2 separate regions of the Homo sapiens genome follow, and region 2 is linked to region 1. A link is an interaction called in ENCODE POLR2A ChIA-PET data of the cell type or tissue named here. Cell type or tissue: A673. All regions are shown on one strand.

Region 1 (8,000 bases):
CCGGGGTGACAAATGCTTCCTGAGGGGGTCCTGGCCCACCCCAACCCTCCCCCTTGGGGTGACTGATAAGAGCCTAGATTTTAGATTTGAGGCCAGGGTGTTGTCAGGTGGGTGGGCCCTCTCCCCTTGTGAGATTACAAAGCGCTTTTCAGCCTTGCTCTCCCCCAACCCCTAGGGACACCAGTGGCCCCTGCAGTATCCAAAACACAAATGCACCTGCCTCTGACCCTTTGTTCATTGACTTCTTTTGGTTTGTTTAAAGCATTTAATTGGCCGAGGAGTCATTCCAGGATGCAGTTGAAAAGCAAGTCATTTATGAAAAGCAAAATCTTATTTTAGGATCCGAAAGCAAACCTAAAGGAGAAGTGGGGAGGAGTGCAATCTACCCTGGATTGCAATGCCACACCCCTACCATGTGCTCTGCGGAAGGGGGTTCCCTTGGAGGGCCATGTGCCAAGCCTGACCCTCTTCTTCCCTGTCCATCAGACCACAAGGACCGGTGACAAGACAGAGGCCTCAGCGAGGCTGGTGTGTGTCCCTTGTCCCTCAAGCTTGCCTTGGCACTTGTTTCTGCCATTGCAAAGACTAGAGTGGCACAAGGAGGGCTCACTGGCAAATGTGGGGGCCTGTCCAGAGCACCACTGGGCTTGCACTCTCCAGCCTGGTGTGGTCCTGCCTCACAGGTGGCTGGCTGGGGTGTGACCAGGTGCCCTGGCAGGACAGCATCAGCTGCAGCCTCCAAGTGAGTGGCTTTCTGTTCTGATGCCACGTGGGAGGGTCCCCTCGTCAGCAGCCTCCTCACGTCCCTGCCAGACTGAGGGCCAGCCCAGAGGCCCCTCACCCCACCACATTCCCCGCGGGGGAGGGCAAAGGCCTGGTGTTGGGGCCCAGTAGCCACCAGTCGCATGTGGCCTTCAGGGCCTGGAGATACCGCAGTGTGACTGTGGAAATGAATTTTTTATTTTAGTTCATTTAAATTTAAAAACTGGTACTCAGTTCAGTTGTAGGAAAACTTTTAAATGTGTTTGGAACAACCTGGGAATACAAGTCTATTTTTTCTTTCTTAAAAATTTTTTTTTATTATTTTTTCTTAATCTCGCATATTATACCTCCAACAAATGAACTTTTTCAACTCTAGATTTTGTGAAATCTGGAAACAGTCAAGTATTTCCAGTGAAAATTTAGCATCTGAATTGGGATGTGCTGTAAGTGTAACATACACACTGATTTCAAAGTGTATGGAAAAAGAATGCAAAGGCCGGGCAAGGTGACTCACACCTGTGATCCTAGCACTTTGGAAGGCCGAGGTGGGGGTATTGCCTGAGTCCAGGAGTTCAAGACTAGCCTGGGCAACATGGTGAAACCCCCTCTCTCCAAAAAAAAAAAGTAAAATAATACATTTTTATGTCAATTATGGGTTGAAATGATTATATTTTGGTTATATTGGCTTAATTAAAGTTGAATATTTTCACCTGTTTCTTTTTACTTTTTTAAAGATGGCTAATAGAAAATTTGAAATTAATGTGTCTCAATTATGTATATTGCTGGACAGCCCTGGCATCTGAGCCAGTTTTTGCTGGAAATGTGATTGATGGTTCTTTAAGGGGACCAGTTAATGGCTCGAGAGTAGCTTTGGCCATAGGATTACATCTTAGGAGAACCATGGTGTTTTGAAAGGAACAACTCAGAAAGATATTGTCTGTTCCTAAAACATGATTTCTTTTTTTTTTTTTTTCCTGAGATGGAGTCTCGCTCTGTCACCCAGGCTTGAGTGCAGTGGCCCAATCTCGGCTCACTGTAACCTCCGCCTCCCGGGTTCATGCCATTCTCCTGCCTCAGCCTCCTGAGTAGCTGGGACTACAGGCACCCGCCACCACGCCCAGCTTATTTTTTGTATATTTAGTAGAGATCGGGTTTCACCATGTTAGCCAGGATGGTCTCGATCTCCTGACTTCATGATCCACCTGCCTCAGCCTCCCAAAGTGCTGGGATTACAGGCGTGAGCCACCGCGCCCGGCAAAACGTTATTTCTTAATTGCACAAATGACACATGTTTCTTGTGGGAAAACTAGAAAGTACTGATTAGACAAAATTAAACATCCTGTTTTGGAAGGAGAACACATACATTTTCTAGCAATATTTCTAGCAGTGTTTTGCTTAGATTAACATTCACATAAAAATAACAATTTGCATTTTTTGCAGTGACCTTCAGATTATTTCAAAAAACAAAACAACAAAACAGGATGATTTCACATATTGCATCTCGCTTATAAACACGTTCACCCTGATACAGGGCTGAGCTTGGACAAATGGCAGAAGAAAGCTAGCCAAGAGTTGGAAAGGGGATTGTGGCTGGTTTGCTGGTGATGACCTTTGTTTTTTGGGTTGACTGGAACACTGGAACGTAGTCTTTTTTTTCTTTTTTTTTTTTTTGAGACAGAATCTTGCTCTGTTGCCCAGGCTGGAGTGCAGTGGTGCGATCTCGGCTCCCTGCGACCTTTGCCTCCTGGGTTCAAGCAATTCTCCTGCCTCAGCCTCCCAAATAGCTGACGTTACAGGCATGCGTCACCAGGCCTGGCTAATTTTTGTATTTTTAGTAGAGACAGGATTTCACCATGTTGGCCAGGCTGGTCTTGAACCCCTGACCTCAGGTGATCCGCCCACCTTGGCCTCCCAGAGTGCTAGGATTGCAGGCGTGAGCCTCTGCACCCAGCCTGGAGTGTAGTTTTGAGGCTGGGAGGGAGCTGTGTGACGGACAGGCTCATGTCATTGGGCACTCTCCTTTCACTGAGTAAATTAGCTGGAAAGCAGATTTCACTGATTTTACTGGTGTATTTTGCCGGGGGTGGTAGGGCGAGGGTGTTGGAACCCTTTGGCAAACTCATGCATTTAAGAGACAATTTTTTCACATTGACTTTTCCCAAGCCCTAAAGGAGGGCTGAGGCTGTTAAACAACTCACACTATTGTCCAACACGTACAGATATTTACCAGCTGAGACATGTTTGAGAAAGCATTAGCCGTTGCTGACACGGTGACATGTGACCCTGGATAATGGAGAAATGTGATTTCCAGCACTGAGTGGAGGGGGGTTGGTGTGTTCAGGAGTAGAGTACACCTCACGGTTTAACATCCCCTCCTGCAGTGTGGATAGGAGCCATAGAAAGACAATAAGGAGGGACGAGAAGACCATCTTCTATGTTCTCTGCAGGTGCTGGCCTCTCCTGGCATGCGGCCTCGGCCCCCGTTCTAATCTGACTCAGAGATGGTCTGAGATACGCACTCGGGCCATGTGGGTTGTGTAATTATCCCCCTCTTCTTCTCGAGTGCTAGTTAGCAGCACACTGGATATAGAGATTCCGCATGTTATGCAATAGAGCGACTTACGAAACTAGTTGTGTCTTAACAGAAACACATTTTTAAAGGCCTAACAGGAGCTTTCTTGGTGAAGAATTTCTATAGTGGCCACTTGTAGAATAGTTATGAAACCCACCCTCTTTTTTGTCTTCCGTAAAATTGGATTTTTTTTTTTTTTTTTTATAGACAGGGTTTTACTCGTCACCCAGGCTGGAGTGCACTCGTGCAACATAGCTCACTGCAGCCTGGAACTCCTGGGCTCAAGCAATCCTCCCGAGTAGCTGGGACCACAAGGCCTCAGTGCCACACCTAGCTGATTCTTAATTTTTGTAGATCCGAGTTTTTTCTGTGTTGCCCAGGCTTGTCTTGAACTCCAGGCTCAAGCCTCCCACCTCAGCCTCTCAAAGTGCTGGGATTACAAGCGTGTCCACCGTGCCCCACCAGAACTGGAATTTTAAAATCTCCTTATTTGTGAACAACGTCCTGCATCTAGGCACAGAAGACTGATCTGCCCCAAGAAATACTTAGGGGGATGTAAGTGGTAGACTGGGCTGTGAGCCGGCACGCTGAGGAGAGCCTGTACCCAGACGAGCGGGCATGACTGATAGCTGATGCCTGGGCCTTCTCTCCAAGCCCACGGGTGTGAGGGCGGGAAGGCAGCTCATCGCCTGTGCCCCACCTCGGGCTGGGCAGAGCAGCTCTGATGTATCCCTCGCTTAGGAAGCCCATGCTATAAATGAGAGAAGTCTCCTCATTTATAACTTGTACCAAAGACCTGCTTAGTGCTGGATCCTGAACCATCAGATTAGAAAGGCTCAGTAGCATCTCTTTAATCTTTATTTCTTCTTCTTCTTATTTTCTTTTTTGGAGACAGGATCTCCATCTGTTCCCCAGGCTGGAGTGCAGTGGTGTGATAACTCACTGTATCTTCGACCACCCAGGTTCAAGCGATTGTTCCACCTCAGCCTCCCAAGTAGCAGGGATCCCAGGCACATACCACTATACCTGGCTAATTTAAGAGTGTGTGTGTGTGTGTGTGTGTGTGTGTGTGTGTGTGTGAAGATGGGGTCTTGCTATGTTGCCCAGGCTTGGTCTCGAAATCCTGGCCTCAAGCTATCCTCTTGCCTCAGCCACCCAAAGCGTTGAGACTACAGGCATTAACCACTGCGCCTGGCCTCCTTATTTTTTAATTGCACAAGCCATACAATAAAAATAAGGGTATCTTTTAAAAAAGAAACATCATACTGCTGTCCTAGCATGTCATCTATTGCCTTTTTTTCCAAGACCTCTCTACCTATGCAGACATAACTTTAGCTTTCATTTTATTTTTTAAATATGCTTTTTCTTTTTTCATAACCCCATTAAATCTCTTGTAGGCATACTTTTTATTTGCTAACAATCAAGACAGAAATACAGTTAGGCTTTGGCTTTCGTGTTTGTTTGCATCTTACGTGCTCCTTGCTGTCATTTTAGCTCCTTCGTAGTCACCACGGGATGGCTGTGCACCCGTCCGGGGGCTTCATTACTTGTAATTTACTTAATCCCTCTTTATTTTTGTTTCCGGTTCTTAATGGTATCTTTTCCCCCTTTGTTTCTGCAGGAAGTTCTCCAGCAGCTGATTGTAATGAATTTGCCCAATGTTTTGATGATTGGCAGAGACCCACTGTCTGGTGAGTGAAAGCCGCTCCCTTCTCCCCTGTGGTGCCCAGCCAGAGGCATGGCGTTGGGCAGCTGCTGGCCATCGAGCTCCGGCTGCCAGCTTGGGCCAGCACAGTGAAAACACGTGATCGTTTTGGTGAGATTTTAAAGAGTGGGTTCATTACCCTGAGGCATTCAGCCAAGGGCACATTTCTTCCTTAAGAATGAAGCCTCCCAGGCCGGGCGCGGTGGCTCACGCCTGTAATCCCAGCACTTTGGGAGGCCCAGGCGGCCGGATCATGAAGTCAGGAGATCGAGACCATCCTGGCTAACAAGGTGAAACCCCATCTCTACTAAAAATACAAAGAATTAGTTGGGCATGGTAGTCCCAGCTACTCGGGAGGCTGAGGCAGGAGAATGGCCCGGAGCTTGCAGTGAGCTGAGATTGTGCCACTGCACTCCAGCCTGGGCACAGAGCAAGACTGTGTCTCAAAAAAAAAAAAAAAAAAAAAAGAATGAAGCCTCCCAACCGCTCAGATGTGTGTGCAGAGGCCAGTGAGGCCACCGCCTTGTTCCTCCTGGGAAGATGAGTTTGGGTTTAGGTGCCTGAGTCATACCATCTGGTGGACTCACCTCCTCAGTAAGTGTGGAATCAGCTGACACCATCAGGGAGTGTGGTACCTTAGACAAGAGAGTAAGAATCTCTTTAGAGAACTGACATCTGTCACTGGGGTCCTGCGAGGTTCATGCTCGGTGACGGAGCTCATTGATCTGTCTTATGTCTCCCTGTTGGACTCAGCTCTCCTGGCAGGCACGCGTTCTAGGTCCCCGCAGTCTCTGACGCTCAGTGTGAGTTTGAAAGACTCAATGAGGCCGAGCGCAGTGGCTCACTCCTATAACCCCAAAACTTTGGGAGGCCGAGGCAGGAGGATCGCTTGAGCCCAAGAGTTTAAGACCAGCCTGGGCAACATAGTGAGATCTCATCTCTAATTATAAAATGAAAAAAAGAAAGACCAAATTAAATGTCCTCCTGGCATCTTACAGAAAGTCAGAACTTAATCTCTGCCTGTCAGATAACTTCCTTGGTGCATTAAATGGAGTAATGCCTTGCGTCCCTTTCACCTGTGTGTGTTTACCTGCACCCATAGCTGGTGGACAGAAGTCGCAGGCCCCAGGGACAGAGTTACTCGCTGGCTAGGACTTCCCTTGTTCTGATGGAGACCTTGTCATCATTTTGAAACCTTAGGTCTGGGGCCTCCTGGAGTAGGTGAGGGGTCAAGGAACACAGGAAAAGCCACACCTGTAGGATGGTAATAAACCGTGAATCCTAAACATTAGAGACATTTCCAAAAGGGACTCGGGCTTCCTCTGTTGGCGTCTCCTCAGCCTGGTCTCACTGCAGCCTGGCCATCCCCTCTCCTGTCCGTATGACAGTAGCTAGTGGCCTTGAGACTTTAGAAGAGTTCACTGAGTAACCAGCCGAGGACAAAGCTGGTAGGAGAGCAGTCTTCTTTTAGTGCCACCGCCCTGAGAACATCAGCAGCGGCTTCCTTGTTCCGTGGGGGCGCTCTTTCTGGGCTCCAGCTGGCTGAGGTGTCCGCCTTTGCATGAGCCAGAAGGAAGAGCATCCCTGGACCCCTGATAGTCTTCAGTGCTCTGGCCTGTGGGCACTCACCGCCTTACATGGAGACCCTGCAGAGGCCACCCCTGGTCCTCCTGGTGGCCCCCGGCAGCAAGCGCCCTCCCCCACTTCCCGTGTTAGTAGCAGGGGGCCTTTGGTTCTGCTCCCCTGCCAGCTCTGCCATGGGGCCATGTGTGTTCCGGCTTTATTTCATGGCTCCCCCAGAGAAGGGCGGGGACGCCAGATGCAGTCCATGCTGGCCACAGCCCTGGGCTCCAGGGACCGGGGGACTCTCATGATTTCTGGTAACTTCAGGGAAGTGGAGCCTGTTTTGCTGAGCAGAACTCTGCCACCTTCCTAGTTTATTTGGGGCTGGTTACGGGAGGAGATGAGAGTGATGCCTGTAGAGGTTGGCGGTAGCTTAGTCCTGTTGTTCTGTCTGCCCTGGAGACAGTGGAGGAGCAAAAGGAGGGGACAGCCACTCCGTCTGCCCTGGAGACAGTGGAGGAGCAAAAGGAGGGGACAGCCACTCCTTAGCACGCCCACCCTGTGCTTGGCACTGAACGTGCGTTACAAATGCAATGAAAGACCGAGCGTGCTGGCGAGACACTAGTTCTACAAAAAATAAAAAAGTTAGCCGGGCATGGTGACACGCACTCATAGTCCTAGCTACTTTAGGAGGCTGAGGCAGAAGGATTGCTTAAGCCCAGGAGGTCGAGGCTGCAGTAAGCTGTGATTGTGCCACTGCACTCCAGCCTGGACGACAGGCAAGACTCCATCTTTAATTAGTTAATTAAAATTTGTATTTAAAGGAATGAAAACGTGCTTCTGTGGTGTGGCTGCGCCCATTTCCGTTTATAGGGAGAGAACTGAGGCTCCGAGGGCTTGGGTGCCATGTCCTTGACCAGTTGGCCTGTAAGCAGAGGGGCTGATTGGAAACCTGCTCTGTCCGCCCCCAAACCTGAGCCTCTTCATCTGTCACACATGGACATCTATGGGTTAGGTTTAACTGTAGGCAATTGCCAATATCCAGTCTTTTTTGACCTATAAAAATGGCATATGGTTGAACCTAATATTAAACGCATCCTTCTCCCCGCCTTTTCTCACCCCTCCCTTTAGCTCCAATGTTACCTGCATAGCTTGCCCACCTTCCTGCTGGTGCTCCCCCTCTTCTCATCCCTGCAGGTGTCTCCCCTTCCACTACCATCTGGAAGCCTGCCCTCTCTGCCCCACTACCATCAGGCACCTCCCAACACCACAGAGATTGTCCATGGGCAGAGAACATAGGTCCGCATCTCAGGTCTGCTGCCAAACAGAAACATCTGTAAAGATGTGGATGCTGATTTTTTTTTTTAACAGCTTTATTGAGGTATCATTTGCATGCTA
Region 2 (8,000 bases), 160 kb after region 1:
AGCTACCATATTTGCTGCTGTTTTCTTTATTGCCTTTGTTCTTTATTCCATTTTTTTGTTTTGTTCTTTTGTTTTGTCGTCGTTGTTGTTGTTTTGAGACCGAATCTCACTCTGTTCCCCAGGTTGGAGTGCAGTGGCATTATCTCGGCTTACTGCAACCTCTGCCTCCTAGGTTCAAGTGATTCTCCTGCTAACTTTTGTATTTTAGTAGAGATGGGAGTTCACCATGTTGGCAAGGCTGGTCTCGAACTCCTGACCTCAGGTGATCCACCCACCTCGGCCTCCCAAAGTGCTGGGATTACAGGTGTGAGCCACTGCGCCTGGCCCCATTTTTGTCTTCTACACTTTTTCTGCCTTTTGTGGTTTTAACTGAGTATTTTATATGATTCTATTTTCTCTCCTTTCTTAGCATGTAAATTCTACTTTTAAAATTAATTTTTTAGTGGATGCCCTAGAGTTTGCAACATACATTTACAACAAAGTCTGCTTTGAAATAACAGTATACCACTTCATGGGTAGCACAAGCAACTTATAACAAAACATTGCTAATTCTTCCCTCTCATTCCATGTACCATTGCTGTCATTTGTGTCACTTATTCTATTTTTTTTGAGACAGGGTCTGACTCTGTCACCCAGGCTGTAGTATAGTGGCACAATCATGGCTCACCGCAGCCTCAACCTCCCAGGCTCAGGTGATCTGCCTACCTCAGCCTCCCAAGTAGCTAGGACTATAGGCGTCCACCACCATACTCAGCTAATTCTTCTATTTTTTGTAGAGATGGGGTTTCCCCATGTTGCCCAGGCTGGTATCAAATTCCTAGGCTCAAGTGATCTGCCCGCCTCGGCCTCCCAAAGTGCTACGATTACAGGCGTGAGCCACCGTGCCTGGCCTGTCATTTGGGTCACTTCTACACAAACATACATAAGCATATATATACATATGGCATACATAATGGAATGCACTGTTATTATTATTTTGTGCTGTTATTATTATTTTGAGCAAACTGATATGTAAGGTCAAAAATAAATACAAAAGTTTTTATTTTACCCTCACTTATTTTATTCACTGATACTCTTCCTTTCTTTATGTAGATTCAAGTCTCTGACAGATATAATTTTCCTTCTCTCTGAAGAATTTCTTCTAACATTTCTTGCAAGGCAGTTGTGGCAACAAATTCTCTCAATTTTTATTTGCTTCATAGTCTTTATTTCTCCTTTATTTTTGAAGCAAATTTTGCAGGGCACAGAATTCTGCATTGGTTGCTACCTCTCAATACTTTAAATAGTTCAGTAATGTAAAGATTAAAGGTGGCCGGGCGTGGTGGCTCTCTCCTGTAATCCCAGCACTTTGGGAGGCCAAGGCAGACGAATCACCTGAGGTCGAGAGTTTGAGACCAGCCTGACCAACATGGAGAAACTCCGTCTCTACTAAAAAAATACAAAATTAGCAGGGCGTGGTAGCGCATGCCTGTAATCCCAGCTACTCGGGAGGCTGAGGCAGGAGAATCGCTTGAACTTGGGAGGAGGAGGCTGTGGCGAGCCGAGATTGCGCCATTGCACTCCAGCCTCGGCAACAAGAGTGAAACTCCATCTCAAAAAAAAAGAAAAAAGAAAAAAATAAAAATAGTCCAGTCTCTTCATGCTTATATGTTTTCTGTAGAGAAGTCAAATGAATGTAATTTTTACCTTTGTTCCTGTATAGGTAAAGGGTTTTCCCCACCTGCCTCTGGCTTCTTTCAGAATTCTTCCTTTATCTTTGGTTTTCTGAAGTTTGAATATGATATGTCTAGATGTAGCTTTTTGGCATTTATCCTCTTTAGTGTTCTCTCAGCTTCCCGGATCTATGGTTTGGTGTCTGACATTAATATGGGGGAAATTCTCATTTGCTATTGCTTCAAATGCTACTATTTATCGCTCTCTTTCTTCTCCTTCTAGTATTCCCATTAGTCTAGGTTATACCTTTTGTAGTTGTCCCACAGTTCTTAGATATTCTGATCTGTTGTGGGTTTTTTTTTCCCCCAGCACTTTTTCTCTTTGCTTTTTTTTCAGTTTTGGCAGCTTTTGTTGAGATATCTTGAAGCTCAGAGATTCTTTCCATAGCCATGTCCGGTCTACTAATAAGCCCATCAAAGGCATTCTGCATTTCTGTTACAGAGTTATTGATCTCTATCTACTTCCTCTTTTTTTTTTTTTTTTCCTGAGACAGTGTCTTGCTCTGTCATCCAGGCTGGAGTACAATGGCTCAATCACAGCTCACTGCAGCCTCATCTTCCTGGGCTCAAGTTCTCCTCCCACCTCAGCCCCCCCACGTAGCCAGGACTATAGGTATGCACCACGACACCTGGCTAATTTTTAAATTGTTTACAGAGATGGTATCTTGCCATGTTGCCCAGGCTGATCTACCACTTCTTATTTATTCTTTCTTAAAATTTTCATGTCTCTGCTTGCATTATCCATCTCTTCTTGCATGTTGCCTATTTTTTGCAGTGAAGACTTTATTATATTAATCATACTTTTAAAAGAATTCCAGGTCTGATAATCCCGTCATTTCTGACATGTCTGACTCTGTTTGTAACTTCTCTTCAAATTGTGTTTTTGCTTATCGGTGTTTCTTGTAAATTTTTTTTGTTGTTGAAAGGTGGACATAATTTACTTGGTAAAAGGAACTGCAGCTGGGCCAGGCGCAGTGGCTCATGCCTGTAATCCCAGCACTTTGGGAGGCTGAGGTGGGTGGATCACCTGAGGTCAGGAGTTCGAGACCACTCTGGTCAACATGGCGAAACCCCGTCTCTACCAAAAACACAAAAATTATCCAGGCATGGTAGTGCGCACCTGTAATTCCAGCTACTCAGGAGGCTGAGGCATAAGAATAGTTTGAACCCGGGAGGCAGAAGTTGCAGTGAGCTGAGATCGTGCCACTGCACTCCAGCCTGGGTGATAGAGTGAGACTCTGTCTCAGAAAAGAAAAAAAAAAGAAACTGTAGCAAATGGACCTTTAGTGATGGTGGTAAGATGTGTCGGGGAGGGGAAGGGCTCTGCAGTCCTATGATTAGGTCTCTGCCTTTTAGTAAGCCTGTGCCCTGGACTGTGAACTTCACTACTGCTTCTCAGTTTTGTCCTCTCCCCCTTACGTGGCACAGATTGCTAGAGGGAGCTGGAATTGGGTATGTCCCTCTCCCACGTGGAAGGCTGAAGAAAGGTGGGGTTGGGTATTTCGCTTTCCCCAGGGAGATTTAAGGCCTGTAATCCCAGCACTTTGGGAGGCCAAGGTGGGCAAATCACTTGAAGGCAGGAGTTCGAGACCAGCCTGGCCAATATGGTGAAACCCTATCTCTACTAAAAATACAAAAATTATCCAGGTGTGGTGGCATGTACCTGTAATCCCAGCTACTCGGGAGGCTGAGGCAGGAGAATCGCTTTAACCCGGGAGGCGGAGGTTGCAGCGACCAAGATGGCACTACTGCACTCCAGCCTGGGCAACAAAGCACGCTCAAAAAAAAAAAAAAAAAAAAAAAGAAGAAGAAGAAAGGGAGGAGGAGGAGGAGGAGGAGAAGGAGACGGAGAAGAAGAAGAAGAAGAAGAAGAAGAAGAAGAAGAAGAAGAGAATGCCCTGGCCTACTTGAAAATGACTCATTTTTCCCTCCAATGATGCAAGCACGAGGGGATTTTTTTCTAATATCCATTGTGAGAACTTGGTTGAACGCCCAGAGGCAAAACTCACAAGAGCACGAGGGCCCCCAGACCACTGGGTCGCCTGGAGTTTTAAACTCTCATACTTGCCCATACTGAGCCTCCAGCCATTTCTCAATTACGAATCAGGTTTTCCCACCCTAGCACTGGTTCCCACGAGGTTCCATTCCTTTCCAGGCTATGATCATGAAGTGGGAGAGAGCCTTTTTCAGGGATCTCCCAATTTTCTTGAAATGTGTGGTGAGGTCAAAGGAGGAGGCCACACCTAGACGGACCTGGACACAGGAAAGGTGGGTCCTGCGGGAGAGGAGCAACAGTAGGGAGGCACAGGGCAGCCCAAGGCAGAAGTAGGTGAAAGGAAAGGTAGAAAGCTTCTCGCATCCTCCAAACACTTACCAGATAGTTTTCTTACTGTTCATGCAGATAAAAGCACAGATCACTCTCTTCAGAAAAGCCTTCCTGACCACTGATCTGAAGGGGCCCTCCCATCACCCTCTCTCAGCGACCTGTACTATCGCCCCCAAAGCTCTTATTACTCTTTAGAATCATCTGATGTGTTTATTTGTCAGGGCTCATTCTCTATCTCCCAGTCCTAGAATGGGAGCTCTGTGGAGCAGGGTCATTGCAGCTATAACCCCAGTGCTCAGAACACTGCCTGGCACACTGTAAATGTTTGTTGAATGACTGAATGAAAGGTCATAGGCTGAGCACCACCTCCCCTCCCTGCCCTGGTGCCCTATGGACTGACTGCAGAGAAGAAGAGCTTCTGGCCTGGTCAGGCTCCAAGCCAGGTCGCTCACCCTGGGTAGCCGGCCGGACTGGGCGGCCATCCGAGTGCTCACCAGCAATGACGGCAAAGTCAGCCTCCACGTCGCAGGCGATGACATCCCCGTGCCGTATGTGCCTCCTCACAGCCTCCTTGACTTTACCCATCCCAAGCTCGTTGCCTCCATCACCGACTCCTGAAGGGAAGGGGAGCTGAGTCAGTGCACGGGACCAGGGCAAAATGGGGGAGGCCTGAAGCAAGGCAGCCCTACATGTGCTTGTTGCCTTTGGGAGGGCAAAAAGGTTGGCTCTGGATATATTTTCAGACAACCAGGAGTTGTGGTACTTCCCCTTAGGCCTTCTAGAAACTTCTTTAGTTAAAAATGAGTCCACGTTTGGAACACACTACAGTGTGGGCATGTCTCCTTTTGGGTCACATTCTCCAGCAAAGATGGAGCACGTTCTATGCTCTTGGTGCCAGGCCCATGGGAGATGTGGGTATGGTGACACTCAGGACCTCCCTTCCAGTGGCTCCCGCTCACTGAGCCCCCCGGGGGATCTGGTGCAAAGTCAGTTCTAGAACTTACTTTAAAGGCTTCTGCTGAAAGAATGTGAAATGTATGTGTTTTAGTTCATTTTAATCTATACCACAGGGGTACCTGGTTAACATCTGAAATATCCTAATCAGGAATACACACTCCAAGTGTGGTTAGTAAGCATTTGAAAGAGGCTACATAGTCTTGAGGCCCATCTGATAGTCTGCATCAGAGAATTTGTTAATTAGTGTAATAAATGAATGCTAGAATAAATACATATTAAAAATGATTTAATTCATTGGTGAAATGAATGGTGTTCAAGATAGGTGGATTGGCTAAAAATAACTAGCAGATACCTCTACCCTTGTATGGATAAGATTTAAAAATCTAGTCTGGGTGCAGTGGCTCATGCCTGTAATCCCAGCACTTTGGGAGGCCAAGGCAGGGAGATCACTTGAGATCAGGAGTTCGAGACCAGTCTGGCCAATATGGCAAAACCTTGCCTCTACTAAAAATACAAAAATTACCCAGACATGGTGGCACATGCCTGTAGTCCCAGCTACTGTGGAGGCTGAGCCAGGAGAATCACTTGAAACTGGGAGGCAGAGGTTATAGGGAGCTGAGATCACATCACTGCACTCCAGACTGGGCAACAGAGCAAGACTCCATCTAAAAAAAAAAAAAAAAAACACACAAAAAAACCTATCAAGCCCTGAAGCATGTACCCTTTGAGGTGGTGCTGTAGATCTGGGGGACACAGCTCCTGTGTCCAGGTATTTATAGAGGAGTCTGTAAACTAGATGTTCAGCTGAATCCACCTCTAGAAGAGGGTTACAGCTGTCTCAATAACCTTTCATGCAATGCACCTGTCTGAGTCTCTCAAGGCCAGAGGGCTGGACTCTCCAAGCCTATGGAACAGGTACATCATTGTTTTTGTGTCTGCTTCTATAAAGGCTTGGAAGATGCGGAAGAATTCTGTCAGAGGCTAGTGTTCTTTGTGGGATCTAGAGCTGATCCATCTCAAACATCAGGGAGTGAATTTGGCCAAAAGAATGACACAATTGTGAAGGACCAAACACCTTAGATTTATATCCTGATGGTTTTTCTCAGAACACTTCTCTAGATCTATGACAGCCCACTGAATGAGGAGAATAACACCCAACATGTAACACTGGTATCTGGTCTATAGCTGTCTCTTTTTAGCATCTTATGAATTCCATCTCTTTTGGGCTTCACATCCATCCTGTCATGGGTATCATGATCCTCACTGTATAGAGCTGGCAGTCCCTGATGGGGGCAGTACCTGGGCAGTCAGTGGAAGGTGGAGACTTAAACCCAGGTGACTTGATTCTCAATTGAGCACTATGCCCATGACATGGCAGTTGCCCATGGAACCTGAGGAACAGGGGTTTTGAGGAAGAAGAAGAGAAAAAGGAAAATTCAGGAGGTAGCCTTGCTGGGCAGGAGGGTCTGGGGCGGCGGGGGCCACAGGAGGAGACTGGGCTCCTGAGGCCGTGAGAAGGGCCCAAGGGTCTACAAAGGGGGCGGTTCGAAGCCATGAACGGCCAGCTCCACCTGCCTCCTCTGGGATCTCAGGGTCGTCACAGCACAGATGGGGGTCCCATTGCGGGTGTGGGAGGACGGGATTGCTCTAGCAGCTCCCTCAGACCCTGTTTGCCCCTGTAGCCACAGAGATCTCTTTTTTCTCCACTCTGAGAACCCCTCCCCCACAGGCTGAGGTCCTCTGCCTGCCCAGCCGGAGGGACAGGAAGCTGGAAGCCAACAGGAAGCTGGAAGCCAACAGGAAGCTGGAAGCCAACCGCACTGTGTGCACCACACCCACAGCCTCTTCTGGGAAAAGCCAGGGCGATTTGCAGAAACGTTCTAATCAGCGCAGAAGGCTCTCACTGTCTCATCAAAACCTCAAAAGCCAAAGGAGACTAATGAGTCTGGGAAACACTTGGAAACATGCAATGACAAACAAGTCTTCATTACCCCAGGGCCTGAGACCCACCCAGAGGGAAGAAAGGTTCTCCTTGGGGCTTACACTAAGCCTTTCCGCAATTCATAAAGGCATGATTCCCTGATAAAGGGCTGGGGCCCCAGGAGTCTGCAGTCTACTCCTAATGCTACCAGCAACACTAATTAGCTGCGCCATCTGGGAAAACCTCCTGGGACTCACCTTACCTGCCTCACAGGGTTTTCACAGAAGCTTAAACACTACAATGAATGTGAAGCCTCTTGGAAAAGTACAAAGTTTTGTGCAAACACAAATTATCACATTATTATTATTATTATTATTATTATTTTTGAGACAGAGTCTTGCTCTTGTCGCCCAGGCTGGAGTGCAGTGGCGCGATCTTGGCTCACTGTAACTTCCACCTCCTGGGTTCAAGCAATTCTCCTGCCTCAGCCTCCTGAGGAGCTGGAATCACAGGAGCCCACCACCATGCCTGGTTAATTTTTTTATATATTTAATAGAGACGGGGTTGTGCCATGTTGGCCAGGCTGGTCTGGAACTCCTGAGCTCAGGTGATCCACCTGCCTCAGCCTCCCAAAGTGCTGGAATTACAGGTGTGAGCCACCACGCCCAGACCATATTATTATATTATTAACGACTGAAGGCCAGGCTCAGTGGCTCATGCCTGTAATTGAAACAGTTTGGGAGGCTGAGGTGGGAAGATAGCTTGAGCTCAGGAGTTCGAGACCAGGCTGAGCAATATAGTGAGACCTCATCTCTACCAAAAAAATGTTTAAAAGTTAGCCAAGCAGCCGGGCATGGTGGCTTACACCTGTAATCCCAGCACTTTGGAAGGCAGAGGCAGGCGGATCACGAGGTCAAGAAATCGAGACCATCCTGGCCAACATAGTGAAACCCCATGTCTACTAAAAATACAAAAATTAGCTGGGCGTGGTGGCATGCGCCTATAGTCCTAGCTACTCGGGAAGCTGAGGCAGGGGAATTGCTTAAACCTGGGAGGCGGAGGTTGCAGTGAGCCGAGATTGCGC

The links. Peaks named below come from ENCODE experiments on the same cell type or tissue, not always from the same donor. Only the 100,000 strongest peaks of a DNase experiment are listed, where the experiment ranks them.
Region 2: POLR2A ChIA-PET joins it to region 1 with 12 read pairs; 2 of 35 experiments call an interaction of 5 or more read pairs at or near these places.

Annotation. Positions count from the first base shown.
Region 1 is chr14:91,356,667-91,364,666 of GRCh38, reverse strand. CCDC88C (coiled-coil domain containing 88C) reads left to right here. Exons shown (of 30, transcript NM_001080414.4): 4 at 4,956-5,025. Among named protein-coding and RNA genes, the nearest start is that of CCDC88C, 57 kb to the left of the region's middle. RefSeq lists a silencer at 118-167 and enhancers at 288-507, 3,541-4,040, 4,041-4,542. In A673, no CTCF peak of the experiment used is centred here; DNase peaks (open chromatin) are centred at 3,356 and 4,956; H3K4me3 peaks cover 554 bases; H3K27ac peaks cover 2,505 bases.
Region 2 is chr14:91,201,358-91,209,357 of GRCh38, reverse strand. It overlaps DGLUCY (D-glutamate cyclase), which reads right to left. Exons shown (of 14, transcript NM_001102368.3): 12 at 4,533-4,652. Among named protein-coding and RNA genes, the nearest start is that of GPR68, 39 kb to the left of the region's middle. In A673, no CTCF peak of the experiment used is centred here; no DNase peak of the experiment used is centred here.